2 separate regions of the Homo sapiens genome follow, and region 2 is linked to region 1. The links are chromatin loops, found by intact Hi-C in ENCODE. Cell type or tissue: left ventricle myocardium inferior. All regions are shown on one strand. Each heading gives the region's core, and the rest is flanking DNA. Links, peaks and the distances in the headings are about the cores only.

Region 1 (5,384 bases), core at 259-5,258:
AAAAGATCAGATGCACACTTACTAGGTAAATTAAACCTTTTTGTCAAGAGAAGAATCTGTCATGTAAAGCTCAAAATCACTAGTTCAAATAAAAAAAAAAGTATCAGAAGAATTGAGCTCTTGCTAGTTCAGGCATGCTGAACTCAAAAGAAATCCATTGTAAGAGGCAATACATTCACAATGAAAATGGTCATTTAGATCCTACTACTCAAAGTATAGTTATAGGACAAGCAGCATCAGTATCATCACCTTATTGAAAATGCAAAATCTCAGGCCTGTTAAAAAAAAAAAAAACTGAAAAATGCAGAATCTCAGACCCTCACCCCAGATCTACTGAATCAAAATCTCCATTCTAACAAGATCCCCAGGTGAACAAAGTTTGAGAAGCCCTGATTTAGATTCAACAACGTGGCATCATCTTTCAAATCAATACTGCAGATTGGAACTTTACAAAATTTTATATTTGTTACTATTTGATATAAGACTATTTGGGGGCCTGGCACAGTGGCTCATGCCTGTAATCCCAACACTTTGGGAGGCCAAGGCAGGAACATCACTTGAGTTCAGGAGTTCAAAACCAGCCTGGGCAATAAACCAAGACCTCATCTCTACTAAAAATCAAAAAAATTAGCTGGGTGTGGTGGCATGCGTCTGTAGTCCCAGATACTCAGGAGGCTGAGGTGGGAGGGTCACTTAAGCCCAGGAGATCAAGGCTGCACTGAGCTATGATCAGACCACTGCACTCCAGCCTGGGCGACAGGGTGGGATTCTGTCTCAATAAAATAAAATAATAATAAAAAAAGAATATTTTGGGTTTCATAATTACAGAGATACAAGTTTATATTTAGGATTATGTCTGCAGATATATATAATATTGATAAAAATTCAGATCCACATTCTCAATAAACACCTTAAGATACAACTTATATGGGCCAGGCGCAGTGGCTCACACCTGTAATCCCAGCACTTTGGGAGGCCGAGGCGGGTGGATCACAAGGTCAGGAGATTGAGACCATCCTGGCTAACGCGATGAAACCCCGTCTCTACTAAAAATACAAAAAATTATCTGGGCGTGGTGGCGGGTGCCTGTAGTGCCAGCTACTCGAGAGGCTGAGGCAGGAGAATGGCATCAACCCGGGAGGTGGAGCTTGCAGTGAGCTGAGATTGCTTGAGACACCTTCTCAAAAAAAAAAAAAAAAAAAAAAAAAAAGAGATACAACTTATGTTCTAAAATAACTAATCACATGGTAAGTGCTCAAAGCAAACTCAGTCTCTGTACTCCATAGAAGTTAACTCTGATCCTTAATCACTGTTAAAGGATTTTCCCCACCTAACTTGTATAGTGCCTGGCACTCTAATATTAATAAATCATTAATATTAACAAACTAATAATTACTAATAAATTTTAACAAAAAGTTTTATGTAGACAACCACTCTCAAGACCAGATTTCTGAATAACCAATTTGGTGAACACCATCATTAGAATGGTCTGGCTGCACCTGTGTACAAAATTATTGGCAATACAGGAGCAACTGAAGATCTCAAATATTCCTCATGGTCACCCTTGGTACTCTAGAGACACAGAAACACACAGCATACTCCCATTCCTTCCAATCTGCACGCTCTCTTGATGGCAAACTTAATTAGAAAAGGATTTTAAAGATGCATAAACAATAACTTTAAGAGGCAAATGTGAAATCTCGAGGGTGGTACTCTCATACTCCATTTTCTCCCTTCAGCACTTCACTCTGTATTATCTGTGCATATGCCTATTTGCTATGTTAAAACGTAACTCCCTTTGAGAACAGCAAACTCCCTTTTGTATTCCCAATTCACCACATTTTTTTTTTTTTTTTGAGACAGGGTCTAGCTCTGTCACCCAGGCTGAAGTGCAGTGGCACAAACATGGCTCACTGCAGCCTTGACCTCCCAAGGCTCCAGCAATCCTCCCACCTCAGCCTCCTGAGTAGCTGAGACCACACGCACACACCACCACACTCAGCTATTTTTTTTAGGGGGTAGAGATGGGGTCTCCCCACGTTGCACGGGCTGGTCTTAAACTCCTGGCCTCAAGCAATCCTTCTGCTTCAGCCTCCCAAAGTGCTGGGATTACAGACATGAGCCACCGCACCCCGCCCACCTACCTATGTTCTACAAGTGGCAACCAGAAAGGCATGTTAGACATTCCTTTTTTTTTTTTTTTTTTTTGAGACAGTCTCACTCCATTGCCCAGGCTGGAGCGCAGTGGTGCAATCCTGGCTCACTGCAACCTCCACCTCCCGGGTTCAAGCAATTCTTATGCCTCAGCCTCCCAAGTAGCTGGGATTATAGGCATGCACCACCACACCTGGCTAATTTTTTGTATTTTTAGTAGAGACGGGGTTTTGCTATGTTGGCCAGGCTGGTCTCCAACTCCTACGCTCAACTGATCCACCCGCCATGGCCTCCCAAAGTTCTGCAATTACAGGCACGAGCCACCACCATGCCCGGTCGCATGTTAGACATTTCAAATAGGCACTAATAAATAAGGAAAAAGTCCTATTCTGGAGTGGCAATCACGACTCTCATACAACAGGCAAGGCTAACCAGTTTCAACACAGCAGTTTAATAAAAAACACGTCTAACACTATAATAATTACTGTACTTTTGATCATAAAACTTCCAAATGGAATTTTCTGAAGCAATAAATTGAAACGCTAGTTTAAATGCCTCTGAAAAAGTACAATGACATTTCATTTATCTGACAACACAGACAACGATTCCATTGTATGTGAATTTTCCAAATGAATGAAATGTACCACTTCTAAAAATTTATATTTAAGATATAAATGTTTCTTATAATACATTATATAATTTCTTGAAATATTTACAAATGTCTGAGGTTGTATCAAGATAATGGAGAAAAGAAAGGAGGGGGCAGAATACATATGAAATGAGATTTATGAATGAATTTGAACCTGGGTGATGGACACATGTTTGTTCATTAGACTATTCTACTTTTGTATGTGTTTGAAATTTTTCATCTAAGGAAATTCACACCACAGTAATCAAAACTGTGGTGCCGGCTGGATGCAGTGGCTCACATCTATAATCCCAGTACTTTGGGAAGCTGAAGCAGGTGGATCATTTGAAGTCAAGAGTTTGAGACCAGCCTGGCCAACATGGTGAGACCCTGTCTCTACTAGAAACACAAATATTAGCCGGGCCTGGTGGCGCACACCTAAAATCCCAGCTACTCCGGAGGCTGAGGCAGAAGAATCCCTTGAACCCAGGAGACGGAGGTTGCAGTGAGCAGAGATCACACCACTGTACTCCAGCCTGGGTGACAGAGTGAGACTTCGTCTCAAAAAAAAAAAACCCAGAAACAACAACAACAACAACAACAACAACAACAAACTGTGGTGGCAACACTGACACAGACATACAGACCAAAGAAATAAAACTTAAAGTCCGGAAATAAATCCATATATCTAGCATCTAATGATCTGACAAGGGTGCCAGAACCTTTCAATAGGGAAAGAAATCTTCTCTTCAACAAATGGTATTAGGACAACTAGATATCCACATATAAAAGAATGCAGGCCGGGTGCGGTGGCTCACGCCTATAATCCCAGCACTTCAGGAGGCCGAGGCGGGCGGATAACGAGGTCAGGAGATCGAGACCCATCCTGGCTAACATGGTGAAACCCCGTCTCTACTAAAAATACAAAAAAACTAGCCAGGCGTGGTAGCAGGTGCCTGTGGTCCCAGCTACTCGGGAGGCTGAGGCAGGAGAATGGCATGAACCCGGGAGGCGGAGCTTGCAGTGAGCTGAGATTGCGCCACTGCACTCCAGCCTAGGCGACAGAGCGAGACTCCGTCTCAAAAAAAAAAAGAATGCAGATGAACCCCTACATCATACCACATACAACAATTAATTCAAACTGGAACAAAGACCAAAATGCAAGAGATAAGGCAATAAAAGTTTTGTTTTTTTTTTATTTTTAGAGATGGAGTCTCACTCTGTCACCCAGGCTGACGTGCAGTGGTGCAATCTTGGCTCACTGCAACCTCCGCCTTCCAGGTTCAAGCAATTCTCCTGCCTCAGCCTCCCGAGTAGCTGGGACTACAGGCGCGTGCTACCACACCCGACTAATTTTTGTATTTTTAGTAGTAGGTTTTGCCATGTTGGCCAGGCTGGTCTCGAACTCCTGACCTCAGGTGATCCACCCACCTCGGCCTCCCAAAGTGCTGGGATTACAGGCATGAGCCACTGTGCCCGGCCAGCAATAAAACTCTTAAGAAAACATACAGGTAAATCTTCACGACCCTGGATTTGGCAACAGATTATCTCAGATACAACACCAAAATGCAAGCAACAACAACAAAAATAAACTGGACTTCAACAAAATTTAAAACTTTTGTGAAAAAGAAACTTTAAAAGACAGTGGAAAAAACAAACTACAGAAATCAGAGAAAGTATCTGCAAATCATATATCTGATAAGGATCTAGTATCCAGACTATATCAAGACCTCTTACAACCCAACAATAAAAATACAACCCAGGCTGGGTGCGGTGGCTCACACCTATGATCCCAGCACTTTGGGAAGCCAAGACGGATGGATCACCTGAGGTGAGGATTTCGAGACCAGCCTGGCCAACATGGTGAAACCGCATCTCTACTAAAAATACAAAAATTAGCTGGGCATGGTGGCACTGTAGTCCCAGCCACTTGGGAGGCTGAGGCATGAGAATCGCTTGAATCCAGGAGGCAGAGGTTGCAGTGAGCCAATATCACGCCACTGCACTCCAGCCTGGCCAACAGAGTAAGACCCGGTCTCAAAAAAAAAAGAAAGAAAGAAAGAAAGAAAGAAAAAGACAACCCAGGCCAGGCACAGTGGCTCACACCTGTAATCCCAACACTTTGAGAGGCTGAGATGGGAGGATCACTTGAGGCCAGGAGCTGAAGACCAGCCTAGGTAACAAAGCGAGACCCCATCTCTACAAAAAATTTTTAAAAATTAGCTGAGTACAGTGGTGTATGCCTGCAGTCCTAGCTACTGGGGAGGCTGAGGAGGGAGGACTGCTTGAGTCCATGAGTTCAAGGTTACAGGGAGCGATGATCACACCATTGCACTCTAGCCTGGGTGACAGAGTGAGATTCCATCTCTCAACAGAAAGGAAGGAGAAAAGGAGACAAAAAAGACAAAATTTTACAATTTACCAAAAAAAAAGGAGGGGGAGGAATGATTACATTAACAGCAACAAAAATTCTGTGATACATGGGAAAAAGCCAAATCCTAAAGATTAAAATGAAGAAAATAATATTTTACTGTTATAGAATTAAATTAACCAACTAAATGGAGAGGCAAATCATATTACTTATTTGTTCACAAATATATTT
Region 2 (5,384 bases), core at 75-5,074, 130 kb before region 1:
CCATTAGCTCAGACCTGGAATTTGGGGTAAGGGGAAGTGGGGGGCAGGACAGGCGAGATTTTGTTGCCTGTAATCTTTTTGTTTTTTTTTTTTTTTTTTGAGACAGAGTCTCGCTCTGTCACCCAGGCTGGAGTGCAGTAGCCTAATCTCGGCTGACTGCAGCCTCTGACTCCCTGGTTCAAGCAGTTCTTCTGCCTCAGCCCCCAAGTAGCTGGGACTACAGGGGAGTGCCACCACACCTGGCTAATTTTTTTATTTTTAGTAGAGACGGGATTTCACCATGTTGGCCAGTGTGGTCTCGATCTCCTGACCTCGTGATCCGCCCACCTCGGTCTCCTAAAGTGCTGGGATTACAGGTATGAGCAACTGTGCCCAGCCTGTCGCCTGCAATCTAATTAAAACCTTCACCTGGTGAATTGCATTACTCCTGATGTGAAATTCATTCTACTTAGGACACGTTGTAGCATCATTCTCTCTACTGTATATAACCTTTCTCGTTACCACTGAACTGTCCTTTTCTCTATTATCACCACTATAGATACATTTTTAGGTACAGGCAAAACCAGTGGTTCTCAAAGTGTGTGCCGCAGTCCAGCTGGAAATGCAAATTTCCAGCCCTGCCCTAGACTCACTGAATCAGAAACGTTGGAGTTGGGGCCCAGCATCTTGTGTTTTAACAGGCCCTGTGCTAGTGATTCTGATGCATGCTCACGTGTGAGAATTACTGCTTTAGATATATTTCCCTCTTCTTTGATATTATTTCCTTTATTCTTCAGCTAAGTTCTGTTCTTCCTGTTACTAGCTCTTCTGCTGTGGCCTTTGGAATCCCTGATTTATTGCAACCTTGAACTTTTCTACAGATAATCATTTGGCTTTCCTGTGAGATTATACCACTTCTCCTTAGTGAAGATCAGTGGCTTCTTCCTCCTTCCTCTAGACTCTTAATTTTTATCATGTCATCTCTAGAACATTCTTTTGTGTTCCTTCGTAGCTTGATCCTGCTTATGGACATGCTGACTTTGAGATGTGTAGAACATCCTAGTGGAGATGCTTAATAAATGCAATTGGGCCATGTGGTTTGGAACACAGGAAAGCAGGAAAATTGAGGGGAAGGTGTTTGGAAAGTGGGTGATTTGGCCGCACTCTGGAAAACTAGAGAAGGCAGTTCTCTTTGGTACTTTCTATTTTTTATTTTTTTGAGACAGAGTCTCAGTGTTGGCCAGTGCAGTGGTGTGATCTCAGTTTCACTACAACCTCTGCCTCCCGGGTTTAAGTGATCCTCCTGCCTCAGCCTCCCGAGTAGCTGGGACTACCTACAGGTGTGCACCACCACGCTCGGCTAATTTTTGTATTTTTATAAAGATGGGATTTTGCCATTTTGGCCAGGCTGGTCTCGAACTCCTGACCTTAGGTGATCCACCTGCCTTGGCCTCCCAAAGTCTTGGGATTACAGGTGTGAGCCACTGTGCCTAGCCTCCTAGGTACTTTATTAAAACAGTGTCTCTACTTCTTTCCCTTTCTATGGAAATCTGTAATTGAAGGGAAGAAAAGCATTAGTCGTTGTTTCAGGAAGCCCCCTTCAGTTTGTATTAACTATTGATTTTGTTAAATCAAGCATCTTTTTTTGGTAGTTATGAATAACAAGAAGAATAAGAGAAAACTCTTTGTTGTATTGAATTGTTTGGGATAGACGCTTTCCTTTTAATCAGATCAGCCTCAAACTGGGACATACAAATGTTTGTTATACATTTTCAGGTTTAATATATCCAAATATTTTTTATACAGTACATCTTATTGTTTGTCTATTTTTAATTTATATAGATATTGAATCAAAATCATATTAAAATGCTCAGATGTACTTATGCATTAGGGTACAGGCTAAGCTGCTGTAACAGGGACTTCAGAATACAATGGAACAAACAATTTTTAAGTTTTTCTTTCTCCTGTAATAGTCCAGAGGTAGATAGGCAGTCCGTAGTAGGTGAGCACCTCAGTGTTTTAGGGGTTCCACAGTTCTCTGTGTGCTTAGCCCTTCCATAGGGTATTGTCCTTATTCCCATGGTTGAAGCTGGGTTACCTCACAACTGCATCCCAGAAAAAGAAGTAAACAGCTTTCTTTAGGAATATGGTTCATATTTTTGTACACATCACTCTGCTCATACCTCCTTGGCCAGAACTTAGTCACATGGCCACCCCCGATTTTGAGAGGAGCGTGGGAAATGTAGTCTCTGGTTGCCCACTCTGCCTCCTGCTAAGAGGGGCGGGAGAGGTGTTCCATTACTAAAAGTAAGAAAGAAGAATGAATACTGGAGGACAGTGCCGTTTTGCCATCGTGGAGTTGGGGTCCCAAGACCACCCTCACTTATGAGATCAACTGCAAGTTTGGGGATCCACACCATCCTTAGGTTAAATAATTGGCTAGAAGGGTTCAAAGAACTCCTGAAAGGGCTTTTACTTATGGTTGGATTTATTACAGTGAAAAGATACAGAATAAAATCAGCCAAGGGAAGAGGTGCATGGGGCACACAGAAGAGTCCACTTACGAAACTTCCAGTTATCCTCTGCCAGCGAAGTTATGGACGGTGCCAACTTCTGGCACTGATGTGTGACACTACTCATGGAGATTGCCTATCAGGGAAGCTCACCCAAGCCTTGGTGTCCAGCATTTGTACTGGGACTTGGTCACTTAGATATGATTGACTGTTGGCATGGTTGACCTTTAGTTTTCAGCCCTTCAGGAGGTTGATAATACATGGCTCAAAGCCCTTCACCTTAAATCACAGTGCAAAACTATCTGGAGTGGCTCAAAGCCCCCAGGTAAACAAAAGCACTTAACAGGGTGGACATTATTATTATTATTATTATTATTATTGACAGATTCTTGCTCTGTCACCCAGCCTGGAGTGCAATGGCGCAATCTGGGCTCACTGCAACCTCCGCCTCCCGGGTTCAAGCAATTCTCCTGCCTCAGCTTCCTGAGTAGCTGGGATTACCGGCGTGTGCCACCATGCCCGGCTAATTTTTGTATTTTTAATAGAGATGGGGTTTCACCATGTTGGCCAGGCTGGTCTCGAACTCCTAACCTTGTGATCTGCCCGCCTCAGCCTCCTAAAGTGTTGGGATTACAGGCGTGAGTCACTGCTCCCATAAGGTGGACGTTCTAAGGGCTTAGAGGTTACCTCCCAGTCTCATCTTGGACCATGTGAAGGGGGGGAAAAGAAAGGATTACCTCCCAGGAACCAAGGGCAAAGGCCAAACATCTGTTTGGGTTAGGATTCTTACTGCACAGCCACATCTGTGGATAGGTACATCTTGTTGTTTTTTGGCAAGCATAGAAAAAGTTACGTAAAGTTGCATAATATGTATGTGTTTGTTGAAAGCGTTTTTAAAACTAGATGTGTAGAATCATACACATTTGTTTATTTTCATTTATTTATTTTTTTGAGACGAAGTCTCACTCTGTCACCCAGGCTGGAGTGCAGTGGCATGATCTCAGCTTGCTGCAACCTCCGCCTCTTAGGTTCAAGCAGTTCTCTGCCTCAGCCTCCGGAGTAGCTGGGATTATAGGCTCCCACCACCACGCCTGACTAATTTTTGTATTTTTTAGTAGAGATGGGGTTTTACCATGTTGACCAGGCTGGTCTTGAACTCCTGACCTTGTTATCCACCCACCTCGGCCTCCCAAAGTGCTGGGAGTACAGGCGTGAGCCACTGTGCCTGGCCTATTTATTTTTTTTTTGAGACAGAGTGTTGCTTTGTCACCCAAGCTGTAGTACAGTGGCTCAATCTCGGCTCACTGCAATCTCTGCCTCCTGGGTTCAAGCGCAGAATCATGTACATTTAAAAAATTGCAAAAGACTCTAGAATTTGTCAGGTCTGTAAAAAGTAAAAGTAGATGTACCTCTTCAAAGACTTTCCTCCCCATCTGATTAGAAATAAATAGTAACTTCTCTTAGAAGCAAAATTTATTCAAAGACCTGTGCTCCTAAATATTTGCCCTGGCATGCTTATACTGGTCCAAGCAAGCATTAGGTCATATCCTGTTCTCTTCCTTATTTAAAAGTGTTTTTATCCTTCTCAGCATTCCACAAGTTACTTCCTCCTTCCTTTGTTCTCCTCCACCTTTGCCTCTTTTAAAAAGTTCTAAGTTGCTAGCCAATCGGAACAAATACAGAATGTGAGGTCCCGTTCCAGCCAATGGAAACCAGACACAGCAGTATGATGGACGCATCAGGTTATAAATGACCCTGTCTCCTTTGTTCCTTGTACTCTCATGGCAAAACTGCTGGCGAGTGTACCTTTTCTGCAGGAAATAAAAATGGCCTTACTAAATAAATTAAATTTATGTTCAAGTGCTGTTTCTTTATGGCACCGGGGAACAAGCATTTCAAACAGGTCCAACTCTTTCCACATACGGAGGAACTAAAATATGACTGATTATGACTTGCTTAAGTTCAGAGAACCGGTTAGCAACAAAGTTGATGCTGTCTTTGAATCTCTACTTCTTTTTTTTTTTTCTTTTTTGAAACGGAGTCTCACTCTGTTGCCCAGGCTGGAGTGTAGTGGCACAATCTCGGCTCATTGCAACCTCTGCCTACCGCGTTCAAGTGATTGTCGTGCCTCAGTCCCCCAAGTAGCTGGGATTACAGGTTCCTGCTACCATGCTCGGCTGATTTTTTTCTTTTTAATAGAGACAGGGTTTCACCATGTTGGTCAGGCTGGTCTCAAACTTCTGATCTCATGTGATTCGCCTGCCTCAGCCTCCCAAAGTGCTGGAATTACAGGCGTGAGCCATCGCTCCCGACTTCTGCTTATCAATATGGACTAGTTGGGGTCTAGATGGAGCTTAATTGTAGGACCTGTTTTCTTCCTTAGTTTTGTTACATATATGGCTCTATTATGATCCAGACTGTTGCTAGATTACCTGGTGAAGAAGCATCTGTTTTGTTGAATTGTGTTAGGTTACTTCAGATCAATAGGAGTATTCTTAACTTTTTAGCAGTTCATATTGATACCATTATTATTTTTTCCATTGAAGATTTGGGAACATAATTTTGTAGAAGATGAGTATGATTTTGTACCACAAGCCAGCAGTGCAGCCTTACAGAACTTTTTAGCTTCTCTACCCTAGAAGTCAACTATTGTGTGCAAAATAAATAGGACTTGGCTGACTCACTCTATGGATGAGTTGTAAAGATAAATGGTAGATGTAAAGGGGTCTTGGAAAACTAAGGATACTTCAGAAGTGAAAGGTATTACTAGTAATGTGAAATGTAAATAAATTAAATTTGAATGTTAAAAATTAAAGGAACACTAAAAGGAAGGAAATATAAAGTGTCAGTTAATAGGTGAATTTTTTTAGGTGGTAGGAATTTGGGTAATTC

Evidence for each region. Peaks named below come from ENCODE experiments on the same cell type or tissue, not always from the same donor. Only the 100,000 strongest peaks of a DNase experiment are listed, where the experiment ranks them.
Region 2: a loop joins it to region 1, with 2.3 times the contacts of the local background. A loop is called at or near these places in 15 of 110 quality-filtered maps.

What each region holds. Positions count from the first base shown.
Region 1 is chr2:99,342,416-99,347,799 of GRCh38, reverse strand. The region is part of intron 1 of EIF5B (eukaryotic translation initiation factor 5B); the gene reads right to left. Among named protein-coding and RNA genes, the nearest start is that of EIF5B, 7.7 kb to the right of the region's middle. In left ventricle myocardium inferior, for the core only: no CTCF peak of the experiment used is centred there; no DNase peak of the experiment used is centred there.
Region 2 is chr2:99,474,042-99,479,425 of GRCh38, reverse strand. The region is part of intron 1 of REV1 (REV1 DNA directed polymerase); the gene reads left to right. Among named protein-coding and RNA genes, the nearest start is that of REV1, 13 kb to the left of the region's middle. RefSeq lists enhancers at 305-384, 3,166-3,829. In left ventricle myocardium inferior, for the core only: no CTCF peak of the experiment used is centred there; a DNase peak (open chromatin) is centred at 2,601; H3K27ac peaks cover 3,133 bases.